2 separate regions of the Mus musculus genome follow, and region 2 is linked to region 1. Evidence: chromatin loops called from intact Hi-C (ENCODE). Cell type or tissue: left cerebral cortex. All regions are shown on one strand.

Region 1 (8,000 bases):
AAGCAAAGGATTAAGAGACTTTGAAGGGGGCGGTTAAGAACATTCACTGCTCTTCCAGAGCTCCTGAGTTCAATTCCCAGCACCCACATGGTGGCTCACAGCCATCTGTAATGGGATCTGCCCACTTCTGGTGTGTCTAAAGAAAGTTACAGTGTACTCACATACATAAAATAAATTAATCTTTGAAAAAAAAAGAATATTTGAAATAAAAAAATTATAGAACTTTGAAGACCATGAGTTGGGGAAGAATTTAAAGTTATTGCAATTTATTAAAGATTTTAAGGGTAATAAATATATTTACAGTGAGTAACCATATACATCAAAAAAGACTATCATGTGTGGGTTGGGAATGGAGGTACATACTTAGAATGCCAGCCCTCAGAGGTTGAGGCTGGATAACTTTGGTGAGTTCCCAGCCAGCCTGGGCTGCAGAGCAAGACTTCATCTCAAGACCAACCAACAATACCACTCTAGTAGTCAATAATTAAATAGCCCTGGCAAAGGCACACTCCTTGCTCCTCTTTAATTAGATACGTCTGTCCGTCCTCAGTGTCCAAGCCCACCCCACAACACCCACTTACAGTCCTGCATTCATCACACATGATCGTACTAGTCAGCTCGCCACCAAAGATGCGGTCCACAAAACTCGGGATTGCCTTTTTCTTTTCATAATCTATAACAACAAAAGAATTACAATTATTTCTTAAAGTTAATTGGGAAAAGTTTAAATAACTTATCTAAATTTTCATTCTTAATTTCCTGTCCCTAAAAGTTTTTTTTCTATTCATAATTACCAGTGTTACATTTGTAAGTTGTGGGAGTTAACAGTATATAGTCTACCACTGAGAACAAAATTAACACAATTACCTTTTTATAAATGATATGTGTCTGTGCGCACATGTGTGTGTGTGTGTGTGTGTGTGTCTGTCTGTCTGTCTGTCTTCTGTTTATTAATAGGAAACAAACTTCCACTCAGTGGACTGTTCTTATGATCAGAAACAACAAGGTCAGACTCTGCTAGTCAGTCCTATCACTCCTTGTTCCAGCGCTAACATCTGATGACAGCCAGTACTGATAGGAGATTGCAGTCTAACAGAAGAATAGCCATAACTTGGTCTATGAGCTCTGACAATAAACTTTTTTTATACTTAAAACATAACAATACAAAACCCTTGGGAACTATCAGGCAAATTGTTCCATTTGACTTTCTACAGTCCTATTAATACTTTTGACATGCTTAAAGTCAGAGAGTATTTTAATATCCAGTCACATAATTTTCAAATTACATGAAGTGTATAAGCATTACTCAAGCGGTCTTCGCCCACATGCAGAAGCCAGAGGCACCGTCCTGTTACCAGGCAGGCTCTATGGCAAGCTGAGGAGGCACAGATACCTCTTAGGAGGTAACTGGAACCTGAGCTTTAATACTGGAACCCTTGGTCACCGGGACCGCTAGCTAACATTTTACAAAACTTAAATGAAAATCAAACGTACTTCTTGTGTTTCACCAGTCCTGTGTCAAATGCCCAGCAGTTACACATAAGCAGTTATGACTTTATAGGAAAGCATGCAGGAGAATGCCAACATCATATTAAATTCTGTGGACAAAGCCAAGTGTAGTGGCTCATGCCTGTAATTCCAGCACTCAAGAGGCCAAGGCAGAAAGATCTGTGAGTTCTGGAGCAGCCTGAGCTAGAGCGTCCTAAATCCTTAAATGACACACAAGAGCTAAGACAGCTTTATGATTAATAACCAGCTACGGATAAGTCAAACTAGTGTCATTCACTTACTGCCTGTTAATTAGAATTAGTTTCAGAAAAATAAAATTGTGATGCTATCTTAATTCTATCTTTATAGATCTTAATATATTAATGCATAAAAAGAATATATCACAAGCTAAGCTTTTCCAAAATATTTACCGCTGGAGGACTGATTTTTGAAACTCAACAATAACATGGGTAAATTTTAATTAAATTATTTCTGGGTTTGAAATATATGTGCCAGTAATTTTGTCCTAAGGTACAGAAGAATTCAACTATAGCGTTTTAATTCAAAAAATCAGACATTACCTTTAACTTTATTTTTTACTTCTTCATCCAATTTTTCAGTAGAATTACCAAATGCTTTAAGAATTCCTTTACTCACTCTCTAAAATAATAAAATGAATATATATACACTATTAAATTTTAAAGTTATTTTCCTTAGAAAATATGTAATAAATTAAAGAAAGGAGTAAGATGCAGCTCCACAAATTTACTGAGATAATCACATTTTCAAGATTAATTCAAGGAGCTGAAGAAAACCTATGCCTATTAAGCCTACAAAGCAAATCTCTGAATACAGGGATGGTCTTAGCATTTCAAGACCTTAAGCCTATTCAACACCGCTTCTTAGGGCACACCACCACTTCAGGAAAACATTGAGATACTCAGTGCTAGTGAGGCTATGCTGCAGCTAGAAGAGCCAGCCCCAACACTTACTGCTGTGTCATTCCTGAGTTAAGGATGGGACATTTCTACACCAGCCTACGGAGTAATAGAACAGTCTACTCATAGGATGGCTGCAAGAACTATAAAAGGTAGTTCATATGAGACACAGAACTGCCTGGTTTAAATGGAAAACTGAATGAGTTATTATTACTGTTACTAGTATAATTAATTAAACTCATACCTCCAAAATGCACTATATATCCTGGTAATTAACAAAAGTGTTTAGTTTAAAAATGCATCTCCTGACTCTAACTAAAGTGAAAATACTTCCCAGACTCAGCACTTGTAGTAAGCCATACTCAGGAAGAGTATGCTGCAACAAGGACTGTCTGGGGAGAAATGTTTTCCAGTGTTCTGCATCTCTCCTCGCGGAGTCTAGTGTATCAGAGTCCTTAAAGATGGGATTGCTGCAGTCAACAGAAAATCTCCATTTACGAGAATCATTCTAATCCTGCTCACTTGTCCCAAATGAAGAAGCACATTGGCTGGAAACCCTGGTATAAAGTAAGTGTTTAAAAGCACAGCGGCCTCTGGGACTGGCCAGAAACGGCAAGTGCGCCCATGAGATTACAAACGAGATTCTCAGAGTATGCTAACTTGGTGTTCTTCCGCTCTCATCCCATCCAGTAGGTAGCGAAGCAGCTCCTGGCTGTCTTGTTGCTGGTACCCTTTAAAACGTGTTGCTCTAAAGAAAACACACAGAAAAGCAGGATGAGTCTACTAAAGTCTTAAAGTAACAGTGTCAGAGTTTTCTCAAACCTGTGTCTGCTGTACGAAGAGCCTAGGTAGATTTCATTACCACACAAACTGCTGCTTTTCAATCAGCATGAACCATGCTGGTGCAGTTGGTGCTGGTGCTATTGTCATAAACCTTTCTCAGCATCTCACTGACGCACTGAAAGCACAAACAAGTGGATACTCACTTTTTACAGACCTGAGAAAAGAGCTCTTTAGGTGTCACAACTCGCTTTTTGTTCTCTTGCATCTCACTGAGAAACTGGCTCATGGCTAAAGTAAGAGGACCTGGAGGCTCGAGGTTTACTTCTAAAGGTTCCTGCAAATGGGAATAAAGGGAATGCTAGTCAAACACTGGAATCATTTATTTAACCAATACGTGACAAGCCGATGATCGTGACAGAGCTGACCAATGTAAACATCCAATATGTACATCAAGAGATATGGAAACTATATGCTCAAAACTTCAGCTCTGGGCAGCTAACAGCTCAGTGGTTGAAGCACTCACTGACACCTGAGTTCGATCCCCAGAACTCTGTAAACGTGGACGGTAAGAATCCACCCACAAGTTTTCTTCTGACCTCCGTATGTACACCGTGTCACAGGCACACGCACATGCCTCACACACAAATTTAAATACAAAGTTTAAAAGGGAAATTGAAGTTTATTTTAGTTTGAAATGGCCAGGACCTTATTACCTAAGAATTGAGAAAGCAAAAGCAAAACCTATCTAATAACAACAGATAAGGTAAAATGCATTTGGCTACAGCACTTGAGTCACATGGAAAGATGTTTAAAAACAACAGTGCAGGCCTCCGGCTTCACAGTTATCATCATTCCCAATGTAGAACACAGAACATGAGAGAGAAAACAGAAAACAGAAAACAGAGCAAACGACAGTAAACATTAAGTTCTTGTTCTTGTAGCAGCTATTAGCCCTAAAGTGTTTCTAAATTATTTAACTTAAACTGAAATAAAACCAAACAAGAAGGTAGAGACAAGTTTTAATTCCTCAAAATAATTTATTTGGAATATGTATATTTATAAAGAAGATACTTACAAAACAATTTTTTACATGCATTCGTTTTGTATATTGAAATATGTACACGTGCTGTGCTGTGACAAGTGTGGAACTCAGGAAAAAAAAATCTGGGAAGTCAGTTCTCAGCTTCCACCGTGAGATTCACATGGACTGAACTTACATCAGCAGGCTTGGCAGCAAGGGACTTTAACTACAGAGAAATCTTTCTGGGTCAGTTATTTTAAAAATCTGGCTCAGCATGCTGAGGTACTCTCAGAACTGGAAAACTAAGACAGAAGGCCTGCCAAGGCATGAGGTCAAACTCAGGTACAAAGGAACCGTTAGGTCAGCCAGGGCTATAGCAAGAAACCATCTTGTATCTTATACAGAATAAGGAGATGGGTATACTGGTGCATGCCTTTAATCCCAGTACTCATAAGGCAGAGCAGTGGGTCTCTAAATTCAAGGCCAGCCTGGTTCACACAGCGAATTGCAGGACAGAGGTATATCGTGAGACCGTCTCTCAAGAATAAAAGCGTAAAGTCACATCAAATACATACTGTTAGTGCCAGATCAGGTGGCTCTATTTTTACAATCGTTCCAGACATCTTCACTTCTTTTAGTAGTTCTCTAAGCACTGGCGTTTGTGACAAGTTCTACAAAGCAGGATGGAAGCAAAGGGGTAAGTGTATCGTCAAGCCATTCAAACATTAAGTGCTTAGTCTACCAAAACAGAAAACTACAACCAACACTGCGTCTCTGCGATCTCTACCTAGGAGAGGAAAGCCTGCAGCTCTTCTCCACACACACCACAGCTCATGTTATCAGGTCTCAGCACACAGCACTTCAGAGCTGCGTCCTCCGGCTAGGACTAGGGTGGAAATAATCCCAGCAATAACTCTCATCACTTGCTACCACTCCAACTACACACTTCTTTCTGAACCAGGCTACCCTGTGTTTCCCTGATGCAAAGTCATGCCTCATGAAAGCAGGGCCACGACTGTTTGAAACTCTGTTACCACCAGTGCTTGCCAGTGTTTTATTGCATGTTGTAACCACTTGTTACACTGAATACACAGAATTCACACAGGGAAGATAAAAATCAACACTAAGTGTCAGAGCTTAGGGGAAAAGATAACTTTGTTACCTGCATAACTGCATTGAAGAAACAAGTATTCCCCAAATTACTGAGTCCTTTCACAGTTATCTGGGAAGCAGAGTCCATGGGAATAGTTTCTTTAGCCAGGTTTTCCGATTTCTCTCTCTCTTGTTCATTTTTACTCTCTTTCTCCAATTTTTTATTTTCGAGCTCAATGTGTCCATTATTTTTCTCTGCTTTAAAAAGGAGAAGAAGAGGATTTGGCAAAGTACAGAATATAACCATGCCAAATGTTAAGTGACATCTATAAATCCACAATAAAACTTTTCATTTTAACTAGTATCGATTATTGGCATCAATTTGACTGACAATAAGTAGTGGTAAGCTCACAGAAGTGATAAACATTCAGAGCTGATAATATATGCAAGTTTGACAAGTGTAAAAGTAGCATAGGCTCTGATATAAAATCTTCCATTTATTACATAAATATTCCTGTACATGAATGAATCTTACCATGTAGAATTAGAGCACAGAAAATGAGAGCATAATGTATTTAAATGAACTCTACTGACCAAAAATCAATTCTGACATCAATAAAAACCTGCCTTGAAAAAGGTACCTCTCAACACAGGTAACTAGAGAAGCTTAAAGCAAACACTCCACACAAGGCCAGCTCACTTCATTCTCAGGAAGCAGCTAATAGCCTAACCATTAGAAAATGTCACAAATGCCAAATGCCAGGGGGGTGGGGGGGGTGGCACACACTTTAATCCCAGCACTCAGAAGGCAAAGACAGTGGGTTTCTGTGAGTTTGAGGCCAGAGCTAGTTCTAGGACAGCCAGGGCTATACATAGAAACCTAGTCTTGAAAACCATAGCTAGATAGGTAGGTAGGTAGGTAGGCTGGCAGGCAGGTAGGCAGGCAGGTAGGTAGGTAGGTAGATAGGTAGGTAGATAGACAGACAGATGCCTGCCTAGCATAAATTATGCATAGAATTTGATTCCTAGCACCTCATAAAACTGAAGAGTGATAGTGTGTCTATAAGCCCATTACTTGAGAGGTAAAGACAGGAGGATCAAAAGCTCAGTGCCTTCTTTGACTATATGTAAGATCAGTACTGGCTACAGAAAACCCTATCTCCGGGCTGCCATGGTGGCACATGCCTTTAATCCCAGCATTTGGGAGGTGTACTGGCTAGTTTTGTGTCAACTTGAAACAGGCTGGAGTTATCACAGAGAAAGGAGCTTCAGTTGGGAAAATGCCTCCACAAGATCCATCTGTAAGGCATTTTCTCAGTTAGTGATCAAGGGAGAAGGTCCCCTTGTGGGTGGTGCTGTCTCTGGGCTGGTAGTCTTGGTTCTATAAGAGAGCAGGCTGAGCAAGCCATCAGCTCCTGCTTCCTGCCCTGCTTGAGTTCCAGTCCTGACATCCTTTGGTGATTAACAGCAATGTGGAAAATGTAAGCTGAATAAACCCTTTCCTCCCCAACTTGCTTCTTGGTCATGATGTCTGTGCAGGAATAGAAGCCCTGACTAAGACAGGAGGCATAGGCAGACAGAGTTATATGACTTCCAGGCTTGTGTGTAGCCAGAGTTAGAAAAGACCAAGTCTCCAAAACAAAATTCCTTTGTTTAAAAATCAACGTGTGTGTATGCTCATTTTATTTAACAGAGAGACTGAATTTTCTCAATTATGAATATATCACACTATAGTATAGTTAAGTCTGTATAGACATTCCGCAAAACCTGCTGCCCACACAGGCCAGGCCAGGAATGAGGTAAGCAATCCTCACTCACCTTCCAGTTCTCCACTGCCATCCCCTAATCTTATCTCCAGCTTTGTAGACCATCTATCTGCTACAGCCTCTTTCCTGTCTACCTCCATTCCCAGGGGCCTGGGCAGATCTACAGCTTTCCTCCCCGACCCCATCCCTTTGTCTTAGCCTGTCAATAGCAGGAGGCACTCCCTGGAAATCCACTGGACAAGACAGTCAGGGAACCAGGTAGGTGCTCTTCACTCTCCAAGCTGTCTTTCAGTTTCAAATCCCAATTCCATCTTGTCCCCAGCTTTTAGTAAACCATCTGCTGTAATCTCTCCCGTCTCTCCCCCCATTCCCAGGGGACCATGCAGACCTTCATAGCACACCCAGCTTCCCTCCCTCTTGTGGACCCTCTCAGTATCCTTCCTTGTTAGCCCCTCCCTATTTCTTTGTGTCAACTCCCAGTATCTAGAAACACTTTCTACTTAGGATCCAACGTGGCCAGACCTGACAGGGTCTCAACGCACTCCCTATGAGGCAACCTTTAGGCACCCAAATCTCCTGAGATTCCAGAGCACAGGGAGTGGATAGGTCTGCACCAGATGGGGTCCCAGTTCTCATAGTAGAAGTAGACACATGACCCAATCCTTAACCCAGTAGCTATCTCCAATTGGTAACCACTTGAAAATGAGAAACTCAGCCTCACTGGGAAAACAAAAAGGCAGGCCCCATGCCCAGCAGTAAATGACCAACACAAAATAATCCTCCTGAAGGTTGTCTTCTAATGCTTTATGAGAGCCTTTCCTCCCGCACTGGCAGGTCCTTTGAGTACTCACTATGATTTCTAGTTTCTGTGTGTGCGGGCAAGTGTGTCTCTGTGTGTGCGGGCATCTCTGT
Region 2 (8,000 bases), 67 kb after region 1:
CTGTCATTATTTTACTAGCAAGGAAGGACTCAAATATTGAAACTCAAGATTTCGAACCTCAGCAAGTTTCTCCATTCATAGTATTGTAGGTGTGCCCTGTACACAGTAGTATTCAAGATAACAAATTTACATTCACTTGAGAGAATACGTGTTCTGTGAAAGGAAGGTGAAACTTCATTTGACTATTGAATGCCACATTTAATGTACATTGCTATCTCTGTCCAAACATAAGGCTAGACGTTGATGATGAGTTCGTGTGTTAAGCTGGTGCATTATTTTAATCTGTTTGTGTATGTGCAGTTGCTCCCGGAAGCCACAAGACCATTTTACACTGCCGTTGAAGCTAGTGTCACAGGCAGTTTTCAGGGGGTTGACATGGCTTCTGGGAACTGAACCCAGGTCTTACTGGAGGTGCAGCAATAGCTTTTAACTAGTGAGCCATTTCTCTTGCTCCTTTGCCCACTTTTTTTTTTTTTGTTTTCCTTTCTTTCTTCCTTTGTTTCTTTGTTTCTTTGTTTCTTTGTTTCTTTCTTTCTTTCTTTCTTTCTTTCTTTCTTTCTTTCTTTCTTCCTTCCTTCCTTCCTCCTTCCTTCCTTCCTTCCTTCCTTCCTTTCTTTCGTTCTTTCTTTCGTTCTTTCGTTCTTTCGTTCTTTCTTTCTTTCTTTCTTTCTTTCTTTCCTTCTTTCTTTCTTTCTTTTGAGACAAAAATCTCAGCTTCCCTTAACCTACCTAGTATGGAAATATTTAATCATTGTCATTTTTCTCTATTGGTTGATTGATGGTTTTTGAGATAGGGTCCCAGTGTATAGCCATAGCTGGTCTGTACACCAGGCTGGACTGATACTCAGAAAGATGGACTTGCCTCTGCCCCAGATTGCTGGGGTTACAGGCCTGAGCTACTATTTCTACATAAGGGATAGCTCTCAGCTAAAGGCTGTACTTGTTCTTGCTGTTCAGTGAGTGTTTGTTAAGGTACGATTAGATTTCAAGACTCCCGACTCCATGACCCACATGCGATTTTAAAGAAGTTTTAGCTATCTCAGTGCTACAAAGCTGTGATTGTGAAGTTTGTCCTAGACTCGGTCCTTTTATCCTAACAGCCCTAAGAGATTTAATGCGGATCAGTCTGTTACTGGGATACACGCTTCCTTTTTGGTTGTTGCTTTGAGACAGGGTCTTACTAATTACCCTTGCTGGCCTCACAGAGATCTTCCTGTGTTCACCACAAGTGCTGAGATCAAAGGCATGCGCCATCACATTCCCATGTTTACTTTTGTAGTTTACATTGCATCCTGTTTTTGCCAAATGGGCATGAAGCTCCTGTCTAAGGTCTTGGAACCTCTTAGGTTTGTTTTTTTTTTCTGTGTTTTTGTTTTTTGGTTTTTTTTTTTTTTTGAGACAGGGTTTCTCTGTGTAGCTCTGGCTGTCCTGGAACTCACTCTGTAGACCAGGCTGGCCTCGAACTCAGAAATCCGCCTGCCTCTGCCTCCCGAGTGCTGGGATTAAAGGCGTGCGCCACCGCCCGGCTTGTTTTTATTTTTAAGTATGTGTGGGTCCAGGCCAAAGAACTTGGACCGTTGGAGTTACAGCTGTAGGTTGTGGCTGTGAGCTATCTGGCATGGGTGCTAGGAACCAAACATGGCAAGTGCTCTTAACTGCTGAACCATGGCTCTGCCCTTACTTTGTTGTTTTTGTTTTTTATTGGCTTTTTTTTTTTTTGTAGCCCATCCTAACCTTGAACTCACTGAGATCTGCCTGCCTCTTCCTCTTGAGTGTCAGGATTGAAGGTGTGTGCTATCTCCACTCTTGGCCCAGTTTCTTTTACCTTTTATAACTTGCCAGGTGCACTACAGTAATCGCTAGCACTTTCTTCAATGTCTAGTAAATTAGGGCTGTGTTCAGAAGAGGGGTGGTATTTGTTTTGATATGGGGCCTCACTGAATGACCAAATTGGTCTCTAATTTCTCTCACTCCAGCCTCTCTGGTGCCTGGGACTGTAGGTACAAGACACCACACCCCAGGGTTAGGATTAGGGTTAGTGTACTGGTTTATGACAAACAGCTGTTGTCACTTTCATTTTGTTGTTGTTGTTATTGTTTGTATGGTGAGCACAGCTGTTAGAATTGGGTAGACAGGTGAAAATGCTCTAAGGGCTAGCCACCATGTCTTCTACAACAAGTACCCGATGGAAGTAGCAGATAGTTAGCAAAATGTCATCACACTCAGCAGTCCCAGCATCCAGAGAGTAAACAGAAGGTAACATCTTCAAATTAAGTTTACAAATATCCAGCAGACGTCAGCTGGGGAAACCCAACTGCGTCGTGAGTTGAGTTCCTGTTTAGCCTTGATCAGAACAGTGTCGCCCCAGTAAGGCCTGCATAGCAAAGAATGATGGCATCAAGTAGCACCATCCAAGCAGGCACGGAATGTCATCTATCCGTCCAGCTACCATCAACTCAAGAGGAGACCCAGTGGAGCCTTGTCGTGGTCCCCTCTCTCCATGAATGAGCAACTAGCGTCCTTTTCCCATTGCAGTCATTTTTAGGGTGTGGAATTAAACAATAATTACATTGTGGAGACAGATAGCTTTCTCCTTGTTCACTGCCATGTTCTCAGTGCCCTCACCTGCTTACCGACTTTCTCCTTGGTACAGAGGTAGGAAGCCAGCTTGCCCCTTGACAAGTTTTGGAGGAGACAAGGGAGAGCTTGAAACTTAACTTTCCACAAGCTTAGATAGTACAAGACAGTTGAGTCAGCTTGGGTTCTGTACAGTGTGTGCCTTTGATAACTGGCTGTGTCCATTCTCTTAGTTGCAGAGCTGCTGTATTCACTGCAGTGGTGTGAAGAACTCGACAATGCGCCATCTTTCCTAAGTGGATTTTGTGGAATCCTTCAAAAAATGAATATAACTTACAGCAACTTATCTGTACTTAGTGAGACTTCTAGCCTCTTGCAGCTGTTATTTGACAGGTAAGACGCCCTTTCAATTTGTTTTAAAATTGGCTTTCCCATCCATAAGATGTAAACCCAGTTTGTGCTTTTGTTTCAATCAGAGTGTTGATCTAAAGCCCTTTTAATGGTGTCTTAGTTTGGGTTTTATTGCTGTGAAAAGACACTGTGACTAAGATAGCTCTTACAAAGGAAAACATTTAATCCGGGCTGGCTTACAGTTTGTCCACTATCCTCATGATGAGAAGCATGACAACATACAGGCAGGCAAGGAGCTGAGAAGGAGCTAGGAATTCTACACCTTGATCCAAAGCCAGCAGAGGGCGACTTTACCATACTGGGCATAGCTTGAGCATGAGACCTTAAAGCCCCGCCTCCACAGGGACTCACTTCCTCTAACAAGGCCACACCTCCTAATAGTGCCACTCCCTATGGGCCAAGTATTCAAACACATGAGTCTATGGTGGCTGAAGACATTGTTTTCATTTGTTACATGTGATTGATCTTCCCATTACTTTTTGTATTTTAATTGCACCTGCAATGTTGTAGCTATGAGTTTCTCTTCCTCAGATGAAGAAAATGGACTATGAAAATAGTTCTGGTAGCATTATGGTAGTTAGATGTTGAATGACATTTATTTTATTTTATTTTTGAGACAGGGTTTCTCTTTGTAGCCCTGGCTGTCCTGGAACTCACTCTGTAGACCAGGCTGGCCTCGAACTCAGAAATCCGCCTGCCTCTGCCTCTCGAGTGCTGGGATTAGAGGCGTGCGCCACCACACCCGGCAAATGACAGTTATTTTGTTTTAGTTTACCAGTATTCTGAATATGCTTTACAGTATGAGGGTACCAGACTTCCTCTGGAACACCCATCCATACTAACACAGCTTGCTGGTCATAGGGATGCAGAAGGGAGATAGAGGCAGGCAGGTCCTGTGAGTTAGAGTCAGTTCGGTCTGCATGGCAAGATCCAGGTAGCCAAGTCTATATAGTGAGACCCTGCCTCAGAAAAGAAAACAGAAGAAGAGAAAAGCCAACCCCAGATACTCACAGCTCCCTCTGCATTTCATAGTGCTTCTTTGTCCTTCACTGAGACTCAGTTATTCTCTGCGAGACAGTCCTTCCCAGATGTGGCTTCTGGTCTTCAAGTGAGATGTTTAAGGGCCTCTCTCTCCTATTGGCTCTTGAGGCCCGTTGCTATTACCTGGGACTGAGAGCTCAGTTCCAGTTGTGAAGAACTAGCTACACTCCCTGTCCTTGGATAATTAGTGGCAGTTGAGTTTGAAGTTTGGAATGACTTAGTGATCCAAATTTATTTAATTTTATAGAAGGAATCCAGATACTCAGTGTTTTAAATCTTAACAATTTTCAGAATGATTAATCCAATCTCTATCTGTATAGCTATATTTAACATTCATGTTTTGCTTCTTTTTTTAGATCTAGAAAAAATGGCACACTTTGGTCTCTTATTATTGCTAAGTTGATCCTTTCCCGAAGTATTTCATCTGATGAAGTGAAACCATACTATAAAAGAAAAGAAAGGTACCCTTAGTTACTATGTTTCCACTCTGCAGTTTATTATTAGAGTGGGTTACTTTGGCCATCTGTGGTTAGTGAACAGTGTAGTGCATCAAAAAAGCAAGGTTTGGGAATGAGGGGATTGAATTAAGGAAATGAGAATTAAAGACTGACAGACTTGGGCTGGAGAGATGGCTCAGCGGCTAAAGAGCACTGACTGCTCTTTCAGAGGTTCTGAGTTCAAATCTCAGCAACTACATGGTGGCTCACAACCATCTGTAATGAGATCTGGTGTCCTCTTCTGGTGTGTCTAAAGACAGTTTCAGTGTACTCATATACAATAAATAAATAAATCTTAAAAAACAAAAAGACTGACAGATTTGAATGGCTTCGATTGGAGACATGTTTGTTGTGTTATGAGACAGGGACTCACTATGTTGCCCTGGTCCACCTGGGTCCACCAGTCTGCCTGCCTCAACTGCTTGAGTGCTGGAACTAACGGGTTTTTTGTTGTTGCTTTGTTTTTCTTTTTTTTTGAATGAAGCATTTCTAACTGGATGCTTCATGAAATTTTATACTTATTTCAGAAAAAAAATTTATAAGCCTAATTTTCTTGGAATTCCTTTGGTAGGGAGCTAGAGAGATGACTCAGTAGTTAAGAGCATTTGTTGCTCTTTCAGAGGACCTGGATTCAGTTCCCAGTACCCAGGTGATGGCTCCCAACCACCTGTAACCCCAGATCCAGAGGATCTGACACCCACTTTGGGTCTCTGAAGGCACCAGTCATGGAAAATACCAGTACACATAAAATAAATCTTCCGATTGGAAAACTTACCACCTTATATGTTGCATGGAAGTAGAAAAAAATGCTCCTCTTTTTTCCTTTTGTTAATAGCTCCCTTTTTGGTCTCCTTTCTGTGGCTTCCTGGTCTTACAACCTCCACTTTTCCCCCCAGACTCATTGAACTCTTTCATGTGTTTGCCTGCAAGGATGTATGTGCGCCACATGGGTGTCTGGTGCCCATGGAGTCCAGAAAAGGGCATTGGATTTCTTGGAACTGAGGTTACAGGTGATTGTAACAGCCATATGGGTGCTGGAAACTGAACTGGGGTCTTCTGTGTGAGCTCTGAACCACTAGGCCATCTCTGTAGCCCTCCTCTTTTCTTAAGTTAAGGACCACTGTGTGAAAGTGCCTGCCAGAGTACAGGAAATGTGTAAGACAAGCAGATTGTGGCTATGTGGGGAAGCTCAGCTTTCCCATTAGTGCTTGGCTGAGGCTTACCAACAAGCACTTTGAATTTCTGACTTACCTAGAATGCTGTGTGGGCGAACTAGATTTCAGTTTCTTAAATCTTATTTAAAAAATAAGCAATTTTATTTGAGGTAGATTGATTCACTTATAGGAAGTAATAAAAGAAAAAACAAAACAAAATAAACCTTACTGCTCTGTATGGCCTGTTTTACTCATTGGTACCACTCTGCATAGTACATTTTGGGTTCTTACTTGTTTAGTTTTTTTGATGTTATACATTGATCCCATGGCTTTGTGAATGCTGCACAAACACATCCCACTATTAGGCTGTTTGCAGTCCAGCCCACTTGTATAACAGTTAAAGATAAAAATCGTCAGACCCTAGAAAAATTATAAATGTTCATCTCAAAAATGAGAAATAAGCAGCAAAGATAAAAACCATCAAAATAAAAATAAAAAATAAAAAATGTGGAATTAGCAGCTATAGTCTGTTGGTTCCTTTTTTCTGGACAAGTATTTATGCATTGAACTTATTTTCCTTTTGAATAGTCTGGATAACATCATTTTGCACATAGAATAACTGTAAGTAATGTTTTCTCTCTTAACAGTTTCTTCCCTCTAACAGAAGGTAGTTTGCATACCATTCAAAGTCTCTGTCCATTCTTGTCTAAAGAAGAAAAGAAGGAATTTAGTGCTCAGTGTATACCCGCTTTTTTGGGTTGGACTAAAGAAGACCTTTGCAGTATTAATGGTAAGTCACTGGGCAACATTCTACATTTTAATTGTTTCTTGAGATTAGAGGAGGATTTCTTAGTATTAAATACAGAGGGACAATGGCCAAGTGCCCTTGAGCTCATTCCTTCCCACCTTGTAGTTCTGTTACCCGGCAGGTTGATAGTTGTTATGATGGAGCGCATTTGAGCAGAAGTGCTAGAGCCTTGGGAGAGAATTTATATCCAGAAGTGCCCATAATCGTTCTCTTCACCTATGGCAGTTCGTCATGTGGTACTGGGGTATCCAGGGCCTTGTGCGTGCTAGGCAAGCACTCTCCCACTGAGCAGCTATCTCCTTAATCTTCCACCTGGATAGCTTGTTAAAGCTGTGCCTCATTTCTCCCGAGTCAACCAACGATTGAACAGATAAAGGTAAAAGAATAGTTTTGTGGTAATTTAAAGTTTTTGAACTCTGCACTATGCTGGCTCATGTGTTTATTGATTTAATAAGCATCTCCATGCAGTTCCTGTTGTAGAGAAAACAGAAGCCATGTTACGTCCTGTTGTAATTGATTGTAGCAGAGAGCATTGTGTACTGCTATGGAAATGGCAGAAAGGAGGGAGTTTCCAGTGCTGCCCAGCATCAATGCTAATTTCCCAAGAAGAAATCCCTTAAGTGTGATGTTGAATGTCCATGTTTGAGCATGTATGTGGATCACAATGTACATGTTTGAGTGTGAATGTGGTTTACAAAGAGCATTCCTGGAGCCCAGAATGAGTGCAGATAGTTCACTTTAGCCGACATTTAAGGTAAGAGTTGGGAGCAAAGGATGTTAGATAATAAGAAAATGAGTTTTGAAATTGTAGGGTCCTCTAGGAGTGAAGTTAGTGAGCTGCTTGGTGTAGCCTCACTCACATAAGCCATTTTTAAAGTTATTCATTTGGGCACTGCTCAAGAAAGATTTTGGCTTTCAAAGTAGACTTTGTGTTTTTATGGTAGAATAATTTAAAATGCTTTAAAATTTTCATTTTGTATTTTACTTTATGAAGTTCGACATCTTGTAATGTAAAAGCTTGCCACAAAGCATATGTGCCTTTTGAGTGAGTGTATTAATTCTATAATTCTACATGTTCTATTTCCTACTTTATTTAACGTTTTACTCTATAGCTGTGTCTTTGTTGTTTGTTTTTGAAAGTTCAGTACAAGGCTTCTGTATACAAAGGTAGACTAGGCTCGTGTGAAGTCCAGTGCTGTGCATTTGCTGCTCTGTGGGCATGGAGACACAGCTCTGCCCAGAGTGCTGAGGCGCTCATCTGCTGACTCTTTAGGAAAGTACCTTTGACATAGATGTGCTTATTTTTGTTAATTTACTTACGGACACAGTCTTGTGTGTAGTCCAGTCTGGTCTGGATACCAGCATCCTCCCGCCTCCACCTCTGAAGTGCTGGGATTGCAGGAGCAGGCACCACACCAGGCTCAAGCTGCTTTAGAAGAGTTAGCATCGTGTGTCTTACATGTTTAGCTTTCCAGCGCAGACTGCTGTTGGTCTTAGACGGGGTTTAAAATG

What was found. A loop is a pair of places that touch in the nucleus more often than their neighbours do. Peaks named below come from ENCODE experiments on the same cell type or tissue, not always from the same donor. Only the 100,000 strongest peaks of a DNase experiment are listed, where the experiment ranks them.
Region 2: it touches region 1 in a loop (2.9-fold over the local background); 11 of 42 quality-filtered maps call a loop at or near these places.

What each region holds. Positions count from the first base shown.
Region 1 is chr16:87,467,255-87,475,254 of GRCm38, reverse strand. Usp16 (ubiquitin specific peptidase 16) reads right to left here. Exons shown (of 18, transcript NM_024258.2): 6 at 5,393-5,580; 7 at 4,806-4,901; 8 at 3,413-3,543; 9 at 3,087-3,174; 10 at 2,070-2,148; 11 at 582-673. Among named protein-coding and RNA genes, the nearest start is that of Usp16, 16 kb to the right of the region's middle. In left cerebral cortex, no CTCF peak of the experiment used is centred here; a DNase peak (open chromatin) is centred at 4,449.
Region 2 is chr16:87,400,496-87,408,495 of GRCm38, reverse strand. Ltn1 (listerin E3 ubiquitin protein ligase 1) reads left to right here. Exons shown (of 30, transcript NM_001081068.1): 17 at 2,811-2,970; 18 at 4,386-4,490; 19 at 6,328-6,470. Among named protein-coding and RNA genes, the nearest start is that of Gm25896, 15 kb to the left of the region's middle. In left cerebral cortex, a CTCF peak has its summit at 3,271 (motif pointing right); a DNase peak (open chromatin) is centred at 3,264.